Regions from separate parts of the Mus musculus genome. Here region 1 is linked to region 2. A link is a loop called in an ENCODE intact Hi-C map of the cell type or tissue named here. Cell type or tissue: heart. All regions are shown on one strand.

Region 1 (8,000 bases), 190 kb after region 2:
GAGTGGTGGGGTTGTAAGGACAGAGATGAACACAAGAGCCCTGGGCTCCCCCCCTCCCCCCCAGGGCTGCTGCTCAAACAACTGAAACTGAGAACTTGGGTAGGCATGGAGTGCTCACTTCACCTGCACACATCTAGGGGGCGCTGGTGAGCCCAGAAAGAAGGGAAGGGAGAGAACCACGTCAGTGATGGATGGTTCCGACTTCAGGAGGAGCCATCCTCAAGTCCAGAGCCAGCCAGAGAGTGAAATGCTACAGACCCGAGGGAACTAATGAAATCAAGAGAAACCATTATTGCATGCCTCACTGCTGGGGAGCAGTAAACATTTCAGGCGGGTGAGTTAGTGAATGAAGATGGTTTGTGAGGGCTCTGCAGTGTTTCAGGCTGAGGTGCACAGTTAGCCTCTGAGCCCTGACAGTGAGCTGCTTTCCCAGAGAGCTCAAGGCTTGTCATGCTGTAGACCTGGAGAGCATAAACGGTATCCCAATTCATTTTCCAATTGCTTAACTCACTCAGGAAGACATGTGCAGATAGATCCCAGCTAAATCAACAGTGTTGGCAAATCTCTTTTTGCTTATCAAATCAGGATATATCAGGCTTGGGAAAGGTGCTCAGTGTATACATTTACAAATAAACAGCTGTTTTTTGAAATAGCAGATAAACAGTTTGTTTTACTACCCAAGGGTACATTTCCTGTTCATTTATAATAAGTGTGGTAACTCCTCCTTATGTACAAGCAAGCAGCATGACTCTAAAACAAAAAGTACCTCCAATGACATTCTCTAGAGTACCTACGGATATAACATCTTGGAAAACACTCGCAGCACAGAAATGCTCCCTGGAAAGTTTCTCCACCTTACTTTGGAAGAAAAACGAAAAGTTGGTTTGTGTGCTCGTGTGCGTGTGTGCATATGCGCATGTGCACGGGTGTTTAAATGGACTGGAGAGCCGTAAGAAGCACTGGAGCTAAACCTACTTGTCATTTGCTGCAAACCGTTTAGCAGCCGCACTCCTGGAACAGCTCAAGCCATTTTCAGAACACATTTCCAACACACCATGTAGGATGAGGAGACACTTTGGGGCTGGCTATCCCGAGTGAATCCAGCCATCTCAACCCCTCCCAGTGACTCCCATAATCTGACCTGGCTGACAGGGTTAGACATCCAGGGTTGCATATCAGGCTGTTTACTCAACACATGTCACATCTAAAATAGGGATTGCTTTGGCTTAAAAAGCAAGCCATTTATAAATGTGCATTTATAAGGGCAAAGGTCAAGGCAACTGTGCAAACCACTTGTCAACATATTTAGAGGAAATTGTGTAATCAACTTAACATACCAGTTAGCCTTTACCTGCGAGGTCAAGCTCAGAGACCCTGTATGTCACCACAGCCAGCCAATTAATCACTCTGCAGGAAATTCCACGTTTTTCTTTAGATTAAGCTATAGAAAGTGGAGTGTGGGCTGAGACTGGAGAGGATTTCCTATCTGTCTTTATTTCCTGACTAGCCTGATGCTTCACTATTTTTTTTTAATGTGTCTGATACAGAATTTAAAACAGGCTCAAAATTATGTATTTTGATAAGCATTGCTCATGGGTGTGTTACCACACAAAGGTAAATGAAGCTATTTGATGGCTGGGTGCCCGATTACTGCTGTAGATTCCAACAAGACAGACAAGTGTTGACATTGTCAGACGACAGATCATTCCAGAGAAAGAAGAAAGGAGAAGAGATAAGCTGCTAAACTTAAAACCTGTTCCTTCCTCTTCCATGTCGCCACAAAGTTCAGTTATGTGAGTTTTGAAGATACTCCTGTTTTAGGTTCAATTTAAAACATTTTTTTTCTTTCCAATAAAAATTTTTTTTGCCTGAAAATGTCATTATTTTGCTTTTCAACAGTGCTATGGAGGTATAATTCATCAACCATGCAACCCTTCATCCACTTACGGCTTAAAATTCAAAAGGCCCTAGTGCATTTGCTCAGTTTTACAAGCAGCGCCACAGCCTAGCTTAGAACATTTTCATCACTGCAGATAGAAATCCCAAGGGCTGGGGTGTCGTTGCCCATGTGTGTGGCTCAGGTTTGGTTCCCAGTAACGCCACGGTGAAGAGCACGTGTCTACCTTCAGTTCTGAAGCGTTCCGCGGCAGGTAGCCAGTAAGCTGCTCTGCTCTGTAGATCTGCCTGTTGTAGGTATTTCTGATGGATGGTTCATGCAGCACGGGGACTTTGGTGTCTGTCTTATTTCATCAAGAACATTTCCAAGGTCCATTCGTCCTGGATCAGCTCTCCATTCTTTGTTACAGATATGTAACTTGCCACATCTGTCTATTCAACAGCTGATGGACATTTTCTGTATTATGCATACTGATGCTATGACTATTCATATACACATTTTGTTGTTGTTGTTGTTGTTTTTTGTTTTTTGTTTGTGGGGACAAATATTTTTCTTTGTCTTAGATACAGATGCCAGGCATGAGAACACTGGGTTCTGTAGCAATTCCCGGTTTTGTATTCATTTCCCCAAGCGATGATTGCGATTGGCATTCTTTTCTATCTCTGTGTGTCCTGGGTGGGTGTAGGGTGAGAGGGAAACTCTGGGTGTCCACCCTCGCCTTCCAGTTTGTTTGAGACCAGGCTTCCTCTTGTTCAGTGCTCACACTACAGGCTAGCTGGCTCTGCAGCTTTGGGGGGGACTGTCTTGTCCCGTCTCCCATGTGTCACAGGGGTGGGTTCTGAGACTGCAGACGTGAGCTGTAAGATCAGATTTTACGTGGGTACACGGGGTTCAAACTCAGGTCCTCACGATTGCTCAGCAAGCCCTTTACCCACTGAGCTGTCTCCTCCATGTTCGTTCTGCTCACCAGTCACTGAGAGGGTTCTAGGAAGTTGCTAGTAAGTCCTTACCAAGCCTGGGGTCACTGGAGTCTTATCTTGAATGCACAGTCTTCTGAATTTCTAGATATTTAAAAAAAAAAAATGGAGCCTGAAAGCTGTATAAGTTTGTCACTGTTTAGTATTTTCTCTGTATGACTGACTTTAAGGAGAACAAACTTGGTCTTAATTAAAAAAAAAAAAAAACTTAAACAAGGATTAATTTTCCTTCTGAGGAGCCATTTGGAAGTCCTGTGCCAAGTAGCTTCTGTGTTCCTGTCTCCATTCTCTGGGGGACTGACCCTCCGACGAGAAAGACAACCCCTCTCTGTGGACATCCCCACAGTTAACTCCACACACATCTGGATGGCGGTTCAATGGTCTACTGTTGTTCAGACAATCTGTAATCACACATTCTGTGTGTCAACTAACAAGCCAGGGTGTGTGGTTTCTCGGTATTCCATAGCATGCAGCACGCACAATTTACAAATAAAACAAAAGCCCACAGCAGAGACAATGGCACATTATTCCCCGAGTAACTGAGCGAGAAGAGTGTCTCTGTTGAGGCAGAAGACTCTGCTTGTTATTTTGACGGTCAATGAAAAGAGGCTCGGAAAACCGCATTTCATCTGCTAAGCCTCGTAGCGAGGGAGCCCTCTCTGTGGCATTGAAGAATCTAGGGCCATATGTTTCCTTAAGCTGAGCTTGAAGCAGAGATGGTGTAGCCAAAAGTCTGAACCACAGATGACAAAATTCAAGAGCCTCGTATGCCTGAAGGGCTGGAGCGCCGAGGCCAGTGGGAAGATAGCCGGCCACCTTTTCTCTCTTGGCTTCAGCTCGGAAGGTGGAGGGACGGAAAAGCAGAGTGAAAATTCCTCCTTCCCCCATGGCTGCTTAACAATTTTGGAAACAAAGAGTTTGATAAGGCCAGAGGAAGTGAAGCTGAGCTTGTCCCGAGAAAAAGGGGCTGAGGACAGGTTCTCTGCACGTGTGACTGCTGAGTTCCTAGAAAAGCGGGACAAGGTGACAGGCGGTCTGTGTTGGAGCAGTCACCACGGGAGGGTGAGGTGTCAGGAAAGGTAACCAGGGCCCAGCGACATGACATTTCACCAGCCTTGTCTAGCTGGCAGCACAGTCACTGCCGACCCCGAGGGCCACACGCATGGCAGGGCATCTGGGACCTGCTCCAGGCCAGCTCAGGCCTTGGAATGGCTCGTTCAAATGGGCCACGGCTGAATTCTGGAAAATTCGAGGTCCAGATAACACAGCATGTCCTGGGGTTCCCCAGGCTGTCCTTGCTGGCTCGCTGCCACAGCACAAAACTGTCTTTCCAGCCTTGCTGGGAACGTAAGGCAGGCCTGCGCTCAGTCCAAGGCAAACAGAGTTCTGTCATACTGTAAATGCAACAGTCTTGTAGGAAAATAACCATTAAGACCCGGGGTGGTAGTGTGAGGAGGAAGCTGTCTCTGCACACAGAAGGGAGAAACGGTCTGCTTCCCCTCAGCTCTGTTCTTGCTTTCTCCACCCTACTGCGTGCACGCGAGTGTGCACTTATGTCTCTCCACCCTACTGCGTGCATGCGAGTGTGTACTTATGTCTCTCCTCTCCCTTAGTCTTCCCTTTGCTTTTGAGGCAGGGTTTCATGTAGCTCAGGCTAGCTTCAATTCACTGTGTCTGGAGGATGGCTCCTGACTCTCCTGCCTCTATCTGCTGAGTCTCAGGGTTGTGGGTCTGCACTACCTGCCCTGGCAATTTTGCAATTCCTTGGGCATTCCATCCTGCGCCAAGCACTGTTCTCAGACCTGAAGATAAAAAGGAAAGAAGAAACAACCCCCTGTCCTCCAGGCTCACAGTTTTGGAGGGCAGCCAAGTCAGCATGGAACGTTCTAGAACACAGACTGGCAAATGGGGTATGGAGGAGAGTGGGGAGGTACTGAGGCAAGAATGGCGGTTTTGCATGAGGTCTGGTGAAAGGAGTGGGCTCCACCCCGAGCGAGGGCACGATCCCGGCTCAGATAGTCAGCAGAGTCCCACACTTGGCCTGTTCTTTGTCAGAAAGACTATAATCCTGTCTAACAAGAACCCAGGAGACGAACAGACTCCCATTTCACTCTCCATTCTCAGGCTGACAAGGATAAGAACTGGATTAGGTGCAGTAACAATAAGGTGTCATTAGCCAGAGAAAACACGACTCCTGGACCTGCACGAACTTGCTGGACATGCACTGCCATGTTAGGAGCTGTCTACATGGTCAGATCTCCACTCGAGCTCCGGTTTCTCACCCAAACCCACTGGAAGACACAAAGTCTATGGCTCGGGTAGCAAACCACCCGTGACAGAAAAAGCAGAAGGTATTACGAGGAAAGTCACGCAGCCATGGCAGATTATCCACTTAGAAATATATTTTTGATCTCCAGAAGTGTGTCCTGAAAGGGAAGGTGGCCTCAGCCAGCTACAATTTGCCAAGATCACTGCAGGCCTCAGTGACCTGACCCGACAGCGGCCTCCTCGCGCATGGGGTGCGCTTGTTCTATTTCTGAGGAAGTGCTTCATTGCCTCACAGAGGCCTTGCCTTCAGATCACAGGGCTGGATTGAGACCTTCAGTGCCATCTCTGCCACCCCCTGGAAACACAGGCCCCTTCCCCACAGGGTACCTAAAATACTACAGACCCTATCTAAGGCTTCCCAGGGAACAGTCTGCACACAAAAAAGGCCTTTAAAAGTTTAGCCTGGTTATTGTGCTAGGACACGTGTCATCTTCACCATCTTCTGAACGGTAACGAATCTCATGGGAATCTCCAAGTATTTAGTGAGTGTTCTGCCTGCTTCATCACTGCAGACTCAGAGTGTGGGGACGAAAAGGGAGCATGATGTCATCTGGAGCCACGGTACGCTTGGTGCCTGCCTCCCTCTGAAAGCATCCATGTGAGTTCGTCCAACACCTACCTGCTTTCTAGCTGGGGCGGTTTTGTCAGCAAGGAGGCATCTCACTGTAAGCCCCAATGTGTGTCAGGTAATCTCAAGTCGCTAGCTCCTACTCAAGCTTTTGGGAGTTACAAGCGTGTGTGTGTGTGTGTGTGTGTGTGTGTGTGTGTGTGTGTGATCGATTTCCCACAGAGCAACCTTTGTGAGGTTGAAGAGAACTCATTGCTCACCTCTCTCTTGGATGCACTGAGTATGTATAGATCTCCCCAGCTCTGCACCTTGGGGCAGTGGTGGGCTTCTATCAGAAGATACAGCTATGACCCGATGCCTTTTCCAGGCTTTGGAGTTTGGCTCTAGCTCTGCTGCCTGCCTCACACGACACAAGTTTATTCCTTCTATTTACTCCCTCACCCGTCAAACTGTCTCCCCACCCAACATGTATTCAAATCTAGTATACCGGGTACGGTACCATTGTGGGGAATAGGGTTCGAGGGGGAGGCCAAGATTTTTGGCAACATGTTTGTTTATATGACTTATACCCCAGCCACAGGAACTCAGAACTCTTAAAAAAGCTATACAAAGTCAGAGAAGGAGACAAATGTTAGTAAGAGAGATGGGGAAAGGCTTCCTCCAGAGGGGCATTAAAGTGAAAACTGAACGGAAAGAAAAAGATATCCACATCTTTGCAGTTTTCAGTACATGTATGTTAAGCAGGATCACCCCCAAAATAAAGCCATGGGTAAATTCTGTCTCCCACTTGTGGCACTCAAAGCCGCTCCTTGACCCTGTTTTCTGTGGCCTGTGAGCAGGGTGCTTTTCGCCAGGATTTCAACTAAGGAAGGTCTGGTAGTGCTCAGAGTGCCATAGGAAAGCCAAGGGCCACAGGGACAGAATATTAATCTCAGCTCAGTTGAGTAGGGGAAGAGCAGAGTATTTAAACGGGAAGCCAGCTCAGACTCCACGAACAGGCATTGTGTGTCTGACCAATTAAACTTTCTCTCATTTTTAACAGCTTTGTTTATGAAGCCCACATTGAAAATTAAATGTTTATGATGATTTTGGGGGAGGTGAGGTCCAGGGCTTGGCACAGCATTGATTAATAACTTGTGGACGGCTGGTGTGAGGAAGCTGGCTTTGAGTTCACTGTAAACGATACATTGGTAGAGAGTTCAGCTATTTGTAGGCTCGAGGCTTGCCAATTTGTAATTAGTTACAGATTTTCAATTTTGTCTCTGCAAGAAAAATAGTTTTATTTGCATTGTTTACTTGGCATTTAATTTAAGAGGAATGCAACTGATTGTTTTTAAAGACGTGGATTTGGAGGGTTGGGAACAATGAACAGCGGCGTTTGCACGTGGCCTGTGCATCTACATTGTGTGCAGTAGAGCAAGTGCACAGAGCCTGGCCGGGACTCAATCAACCTATTGCGCAACCTCAAAATGGCCCCTGGACAATTTGTCGGTTTAAAAAAAAAAAGATTTCTGGCAACTGAGTATAAAACTCTTGAGATCTGTAAGAAACAGAATGGGGGTTGGGTTGCAATAAAGTTACATTTTCTAATTGAACCTGGTAAACCACCGTGGTAACTTAAATTCAACAAATGACCAAAGTAATTAGGACTTTGAATGTTAGTCCTTGTTACTGTACCTCCTATCTGGGACTCGGGCTCCTTACTGGCCATAGCTTTTTCTTTGGAGAAGGGAATTTAAATCCTGCGAGTAATTATTGATTGAAGAGCTACACACTAGTTGTTGCTACTAGAGACATGAAGATGGGGAAGCGAGATCTGGTGGGCAATGGGAAGAGACTTATAAAGATTCCCAACTACAGACTGTCACAGGCTATTCAGATGCGATGCTAACTTAGACACTGGGGCTAAAGAGAAGAGCTCTTTCTGACAGGCAGATCAGGAGGAAGGTGAAGTGTGGCAGCTGCTGGGGCTGAGAGGATTCTTGCAGGAAGACCGTTGATTGCCGAGGAGGACGCAGGCTGCACAAAGAGATGCAGGAGCAAGTGAGCCTTAGGTGTCAGAGACCTGCGAGCAGCCCGGGGTGGCTGGACCAGAGCTTATCAGAGGAGTCACTGACACCGAGGAGCGGAGGGAGGGCCACGTTGTGGAGAGTTGATTTGCGAGGCCACAGTAAGGACTGCGGTGTCCATTCTGAAGGACGGAGGAGGGAACTGAGCAGGGCAGCGACTC
Region 2 (8,000 bases):
TGAAATGTCCAGAGAATTCTAAGAACAATCTTACTCTGTCTGAGATGCCTTTTCTTCTTCCCTCTGCTTCTTTTGTTTTGCTTTTGCCCATTTATCCTTTGATGATCACGCTAAAACTACAGCTAGCTGCCATTTGGCTTGGCCTTGTGCTGGTCCAGCAGACACTGGGGGAGAATGGACACTTTTGAAAGCATTCTGCTGGTGCTCCAATAAAATGTCCCTCTGTTTGCCCACATGGGCATCAGGCCTTAGCAAATAGAAGCAGAGGAGAACAATACTACCTGTTCATGGAGGAACAGGGGTGGTTTCAGTCCTCCAAACAATAAGCTCTGTAATTTACTCCATCTTCCTCCTGAGAAAGGGCTTCACATGGCCCGCATCGTGCCAGGTGGTTTGGAGAAAGACGAACTGCGCCTCCAAACAAGGGGCACTTCAGCGCCGGGTGTAAAGATTCAACAGCTGGGCTGGTCTTGGGCTGGTCTCCCAGTGACATGGCCCCAGCCAGCCTTTCCACACCAAGATAAGGATCACTGTCCTATTCAGCCTCAACAATTCCCACACCCCAGGCAACAAGACTTCCCAGCCCTCCTGTGCTGGAGTCAGCCTCCTAGGCCCGGGGACACTGTGATTATCAGCGCATTCATCCAGAGTTGGGGTTTGGACTCGCTGTCTAACCAAGCCTTAAGTCTAAACTGTTTTCTAAAAGCAAGACTTACTGAGCCTTAAAAGGAAACGGCCTCCAACAGGAAGTGTGCCAGAAAGAACTGGAGCTTCATGCTCTATACACACACACACACACACACACACACACACACACACACACATGCACGCACACGCGCACACACACACACACACCAAGTTTTAAAGTATCTGAGCATGAAGGGGTAAAAGCCAGGAGATGTGTGCACACAGAAGTGCACACAGAAATTCGTGCCTTAAACTAAGCACAGTGCTAACATAGTTTTAAGCCCAGTTACTATAGCCTTGAAACAAATCAAAATGCCTAGGAACCCATCAGACTTTTGAAAGACCTGCTGACTCGTCCCACTCACCTGGGGCAGATGGCCATTTCAATGGCCAATCTGGAATGGCAAAGCTAAGAAGATACAATCTGGTAGGTGAGACGCAGAAGCTCCAGTAGACCACACATGTGCACACACTCCCATCTACACGCATGCATTTGCGTGTACCCTGAACACACCTGTACATACATGCTACTCAATCATGTCTACTTGCACATATGTGCAGATGCACACATGCCTACACTCCCCTGCACGTAGGCACGCACAAACACAAGTAGCCTTCAAAGGCTTCCTACTAAAGACCAAGCCAGTAGCAACTTGGAGGAGCCGAGGGCAGACTTCCACACCACAGCCAAGGCTCTCAAAAGCCTCCTTGCCAGGGGTTAGCATAGAACAGTCAAATGTGGGGGACACCATGAGACACACCCTCATGGCAAAGCCAGGCCGGCAGACGAGAGTGCGTTAGTCTCTCCGCTGCTCTCCACTGCTCTCCGCTGGCTTCTGCTCAGCCCACATCTATATTAGTCTATGATTTGTTTAGCCTTTGGATTTAGAAGAACGAAAGCAGCACCACAAGCACAGGAAACAAGAAACTCATCAGAAGCTGGGATCTGCCACCTTCCCCGCCACGGCTGTCAAGAGGCCCAAGAGAAACCAACGTTTCAGGGTGATCCGGTCAGGAGTGGTGTTCTTAGCACCGCTCACTGATCACTGATCACCATTCACCATGATGCTGGTCCACGGGAAGCAGCTCTCCCTGGCTCTCACCTGCCCAGCTCCCTCTCTTGCCCTTTCCCTTCACATTCCATCAACGCCTGTCACTTTCAACTCAAGGTCCTTCCTTCAGCAAAAGGCAGTCACCATAACCAACCTGGGGTCTGCGCACCCATGATGCCTGATTGAGATAATCTTAAGCAACACAGATTCATCTCCTTTTGCATATCTTTACATCATTTTTAGGAACGTTTCTTCTGTTCTTCTTCACTTCCCACCCTCCCTCAATAATTCAAACCACCACCACCACCACCACCACCACCACCACCACCGCTGCCGTCATCACATCTCTACAATGATGGTACCACCATCATTGTCATCAATACCATCATCATCACCACCACCATCACCATCATCATCACCCTCATCATTAGCATCATCATCAACATCAACTGGGTGGGGGGAGGCATAGAATAAAAAGACACAAGAGACCCTATACACATTGGTAATTCGAGCTTCGGAATCTCTTGGCCTCCTACCTGAATTGCAATCTGGTGTTCAATCGTTTTGTACGCAGAGTAATGAGTGCTGCCGGATTGAAAATGGAGCTGTAGGAAGAAACCAAATCAAAGCGTTCTGCTCATTTCACAAACTACAAGAAAGCATCTTAAGCAGTTCATGAATAGCAGACAAACCTCCCTAGACCGAGGTGCAGCCTTAGCATTCAATCAAGACCTGCGGACCTTCATTATTACAGATAAGATGATCACACAAATCTAAACTGTTGCTTTTGTTTTGTTTTGTTTTTTCTTTTGGTTGTTTGTTTTGTTTTAAACATCCATTCAGTAAGCGAAGGGGAGGCAGAGGGGCAGGAACAAGAATCAGCGACAAGGGAGGCAGAAACTGAAGCCCATAAAGACACAAAGGAAGCCATTGGGTGCTGAGCAGAAGGCTGGAGAAACTTAACAGGGTGTTGCAAAAGTCAACAGTAGGCGACACATAGGCGGAGACTGAAGGCAGAGAGGGCTGTAAGGAGCCACTAGCAGGGATCAAGTAGAAGCCCCGCCCCCTACATCTCTAACAACTGAATCCTGGCTCTCAGACACAAATCTATTTCTGGGAAAACAAATGTGTCCACGGAATTCAGGGGCCACCCAGTACCTTATGCATTCTTTCGCCATGACTAAGCCGTCAGATCCTGAGACATCTCCACAACCTACACTCTAGTAATCTACACTTCCCCCACAAAGAGAGCCAAGCATTGTTCAACAGCCCCAGGTAGGTGAAGGAAGGACCGCCTCTCAGTAACTCTCTGCTTATTTCTGGGGCCAACACGTTCACCTGGGTCTTTCCCTCTGCAGCCACACACACCTCCCCTGTGAACAACTCCCACACAAATACCAAGACTCCTCAAATCCTCCTCCTCCTAAAGGATACAAGTTAACTTTAGGATGCTACCCACTGGAAAAACAAGCTCCATGGATTAAGACATTTTATAAATGACATGGGGGGGGGCAGGGTCTCAGCATTACCATACACTAACAGATGACATAGGTCAGATGACCAAGAGCTATCCCTTCCTACACTACCCCAGCAGCAGGCAATTCAGGGGTACCTTCTCCAAACACTTGGATGAACATCTACCTTATCATCTCCATCAGCACAAACTATAACCCGACTGTTTCAGAATTAAGTTACCAGAGCCCTTCTGAGTTTGGGATTGCAAGAGAGTTTTAAACTCAGTTAATGTCATTTTATTCCCTGGAAAGAAAGTCATTCAATAGGATCTGTTTGCTCTCTTGAAAAGGGAAACGAGGGGCTGGTGAGATGGCTCAGTGGTTAAGAGTGCCGACTGCTTTTCCAAAGGTCCCGAGTTCAAATCCCAGCAACCACATGGTGGCTCACAACCATCCATAAAAAAAAAAAAAAAAAAAAAAAGAAAGAAAAAAAAGAAAAGGGAAACGATGCCCATAAACTCTGAACTAGAATGTAACACTATAACAGCACAGCCTAAACCCACACCCATTATTTTGGACACAATGAACTTAAAGAGGATCACAAACGCCCCCCCCCAACAAAAAAAAAAAAAAAAAACTAAAAACTATGTATGTTTTATGTAACAAAACACATTCATCAAAATTAAAAGAAGACAAACTAAAGTTGGGCAGAAATAATAATAATCTCTATACAGGTCAAAGCAGAGCAGTACACCCACCCACTCCCCTCTTAAAAGTTAATATGGACAAAGTAAACTGATACTGTCTCGATGCCCTGGGCCCCCACACATCCAAGAAGCCAAAGTGATTGGCTGAAAAAGAAAGATGTGTCTGAACCCTTTGTCCCCACCCCCACCTCCCCACTCACCCACCCCACCCCAGTCGGGATTTCACTCATTACTGTGACAATTTTCCATCATGTTAAAACAACTTTTGTGTGGTGGACAGGTCTCTTTGCGAGTTTGGAATTCCTGGCGAGAGAACAGCTCTTGTCTGAGAGGAGGTTCTCTCTCCTCAGCAGAGCAGGCAACAGTAACAACTTGGTCCTTCCTTTCAACGGTTTTATTCTCTTCTTTTCCAATTGCCCAATTCAGAGCTTAATGGAAACTTGTCCAAGCCTCTCTTCCCACAAACCCTGCGGAGCCCCAGGCAATCTGTACTCAGGGTAACCACAGGAACTTATATTGTCAATTAAAATTGAATGGACACCTGATAACTGCGGAGATGCCGTGGAAAATAATTTCATTTTAGTCATCGTCTTATGAATAAATTAATGAAACTGTGGCTATGCCAAATGCAATTTTCACTTGTCCAGCTCTGTTCTTAATGCTTGCATTCATCGCCTTCCCATACAGCACCAATGAGCCTGCAGTGAATGCTGCAATTAAGATAGTAAAGCTGTATATACACACACGCATAGACAGAAGTTTCTAAAGACACTAGGAGGGAGACCTGCATCAAGGACCAAGTCAATTTACCTCCAGTTATACATGCCTGCACAGAGAGATACCCACGTACGCATACATACACCCTCGCACCATTTTAACACCTCCAAACAATGTAACTTCCTTAGGGTATCCAGCAACACAGAAATCCTCCTACCCACTCCCAGCCCCAGCCTGTGCAAAAGGCTCCCTCAGAATCTAAATAAGATCTCTCCCAGCAACCAACCACTGTGCTACGGAGCCTTTGGAGCCTGCAGTCCCTCCAGCCACAGAAATACCAACTGCTCCTATTTCTCTTTAGGGTTTCTCCCTCCTCTTCCCTCTAAAACCCGTTTCTAAAACACACACTTTAGCAGCTTTTTTGCCTTCCCTATACAACGTGAAGTCGCCTTCTGGTTTACTGTCCAGCTTCTTAAGGATAAAATACAGATGCTCAATACAAACTTGGCACTCCAAATTGTACTAGTCTCTTGTTAGCCTGCCTCTGCCTCCCACCAACTACTAAGAGGACAGAGAAAACAAAACATGCTTAGGCCTGTGTTTTGAAAGGGTGTGTAGAGACAAGAGTCCAGGACAAAACGGCTTATTTATTTCTGAACTTAAAACGCTGGTGCTCTATGTTTAACAAACATCTCTGCACAGGTCACCTGAAAGGTTCCAAGTCACCTCATCATCACATCACTGTGGCTTCTCTAAGTGGGTGGACCTTATGTCTGGAACAATGGCCTCTCCCCTTGGAGAGTCCAGGGAGCCAACAGAATCCAGGGTCCTCTGTTCGTTTCTTTCCTCCAAGGAAGCCCCACAAGATGACACCTTCCCTTGCTAGGGAAGCATCCCAGCGCCCCTCTTTAAGAGCACCCAAACAACCAGGTCCCCACTTGTCCAGAAGACTCAGGAAGAATTGGCAGTCTTAGGCATATGCTTGCAACACTCTGACTAAGTGCTTCCCTTATTACCCTATCTCCTCTCCTCTGCCTTTATATCTAATCATGGCCACTGACTCTAAATTTGATGCTGCAGATACTGGAAATCAGAGATGCCGACGGACAGAAGGGGAAACAGCCTTTGTCAACCACAGGGCTCTCAACCTCCAAGGCACAGACAAAACAACAGACTCCCAAATGGGAAGAAGAGTAGCCACTTTGCCAGTTCACTTCACTAAAGGAATAAGGTGGGGCCTGTACTTATTTTTTTCAGTCTTATGAATCACCTGGCTTTCTCATATCTACCTGATTGCACACATGTGAGCGCGCAGACACACACACACACACACACACACTCATACACATATATCAGATCCATTTCCTAAGTGATTTGGCTTCTCTTGGGTCTTGGCCTGATTTCCTTCTGTCCTCTTACTTCAATTCTAATTTCTACATCACTACAACTGAATGGTTTTTTTCCTCCAAGTATATCTGAGACCCTTTAGGTCCTCATTCCTTAAGGGTAACTGAGGCTGCAAAAACAGATCATTTCCATGTCACACAAATGCACCCTACCCTACCACAGCCCCAGTCCCATATGGACAGCCTTTTTTCATTCAGCAGGAAACCGACTCTTGCCCAGGATTTGGGGTTACTTCTACCGTACTGATACTGCCCTGCTGAAGAAGTGCCAGATAAGCCTCCAACTTCAGGAGGAGGTCCAAACCGGGATACCTAGTAGAATCCTGGGTTTACAATCCCTGGGAAGATCCGGACCAAGAAGCTTTGCAGCATTCCTAAAACCACTGTCTAACAAAGGCACTGCCTCTTGGCTTCCTCGTATTCTACCAGAAAAGCACACGCCACAGAAAGGAGACCCCCGCCCCCGACTGGAGAGCAGCACCGCTCAGTGTCTCACCGTTCCATCTAATGTCTATTCACCCTCATTAATTTCTTTCTCTCTCTCTCTCTCTCTCTCTCTCCTTTTTCTTTTCTTTTCCTTTTCGTCAACCTGAAACCATGAGCTATGAGTCAAAGCTGGATCGTTAGCTTTTACAGCTTGCACACACATCCACCTACTCACATTGGGGGAAAGAAGTATTGACTTGCAACTTTGCCTGAGACCAGAATCCTCTAAAAAGAAGAAAGGGGAGGGGTTGGGAGAATCGCTTCAAGAAAGTTTTCTCTGCATCTCTACTGGGGGATGCCCCCTTCATTTTTCTTTCCCCCTGCTTGAGCTACAATCCCTGGCAGACAGAGGCTGGGGTTGAGCTCGGTGCCGATGGCTGTAGCTTTCCCTGGGTTGGTTTTTGAGGAGGAGATGAGCTGGTGTTCTTTAAACATCAAAACATAATTAAAGTTCTTCGTCTGGGAGTGAAGCTAAAGCCCGTTTCTAGCACACGGGGGCCACGTGGGCTGAAATGCTGAGGCATGTTCTTAACGCAGCAGTTTTCATTAACACTTGCTACAGAACACCCTCGGAACGATGTGCAGTCATTACTCCACTTAGCAGTCCCAGAGTTACAACTCATAACGAATTCATTTGCATTAATGTGGACTTCACATGTCCTTCCCTGGGTATGCCATTGAGATTCCTCCATAAGACTGACGTGACAATAACGCAGTGCCTCTTATTTCACTTTCTAAAACAAACAAACCCACCCCCAAGACCCGCACGGATCCTCCCCGCAATTTTTTCAGCATTTTTACTAATATATTTAGTGCATCATAATTGGCCCAGCACGGGGGAACCTAGTTATCTTCTCAGTAAATATTTATAGCATCACTCTTTCCCATTCATTGTGCATTTTCTTAGAGGATCTCACTGTAGCCTACATCTGCAATTCATTGACTTTACAATTTACCACATGTTGGGATGGGAGAGGTCTGAGCTCCATTTGAATCACTACACAAATATGCAAGTGATTTATCGGTTTTAAACTGGAGACTGCAAGAGAGGGACTCCGCTTTCCTGACTATTACTTCTTCTGGCAGACCATGAACAATTACAGTTCGTACTAATTAAGCTCTGTAAATGTGCCGGGCCCTGCTAATGCCTAGCAGGCTTCACATTTATTTTCATGATGCCAAACTTTGGCAGGCCACTGTTAACTCCTTCAGAGCTGATATTTATTACTAATAGCCGTGTCGTTGTCGTCCCCCCCCCACACACACACACACACATACACACACTGCAGCCTGAACTGTCTGGGGCCACTTCATCTAACAGGCTGAATTACCCACACAAAATCAGATGTGCCTAAGGAAGAAAAAACGTGTCCTGGGAAAAGTGAAGAACACCGAGCCTGATAACCCTTCAAAGATCCCACAGCCCAGTCTTTGTAATGAGCTGTTAAGGGATTCACATATCCCTAAGGGCTAGTAAGTTTCTGCATTCCA

Evidence for each region. Peaks named below come from ENCODE experiments on the same cell type or tissue, not always from the same donor. Only the 100,000 strongest peaks of a DNase experiment are listed, where the experiment ranks them.
Region 1: a loop joins it to region 2, with 2.4 times the contacts of the local background. A loop is called at or near these places in 3 of 42 quality-filtered maps.

Annotation. Positions count from the first base shown.
Region 1 is chr19:55,559,424-55,567,423 of GRCm38, reverse strand. The region is part of intron 7 of Vti1a (vesicle transport through interaction with t-SNAREs 1A); the gene reads right to left. Among named protein-coding and RNA genes, the nearest start is that of Gm41871, 140 kb to the left of the region's middle. In heart, a CTCF peak has its summit at 151; DNase peaks (open chromatin) are centred at 4,033 and 7,208; H3K27ac peaks cover 2,931 bases; H3K27me3 peaks cover 232 bases.
Region 2 is chr19:55,749,358-55,757,357 of GRCm38, reverse strand. It overlaps Tcf7l2 (transcription factor 7 like 2, T cell specific, HMG box), which reads right to left. Exons shown (of 15, transcript NM_001331146.1): 4 at 2,276-2,344. Among named protein-coding and RNA genes, the nearest start is that of Gm31734, 10 kb to the right of the region's middle. In heart, no CTCF peak of the experiment used is centred here; no DNase peak of the experiment used is centred here; H3K27ac peaks cover 3,833 bases.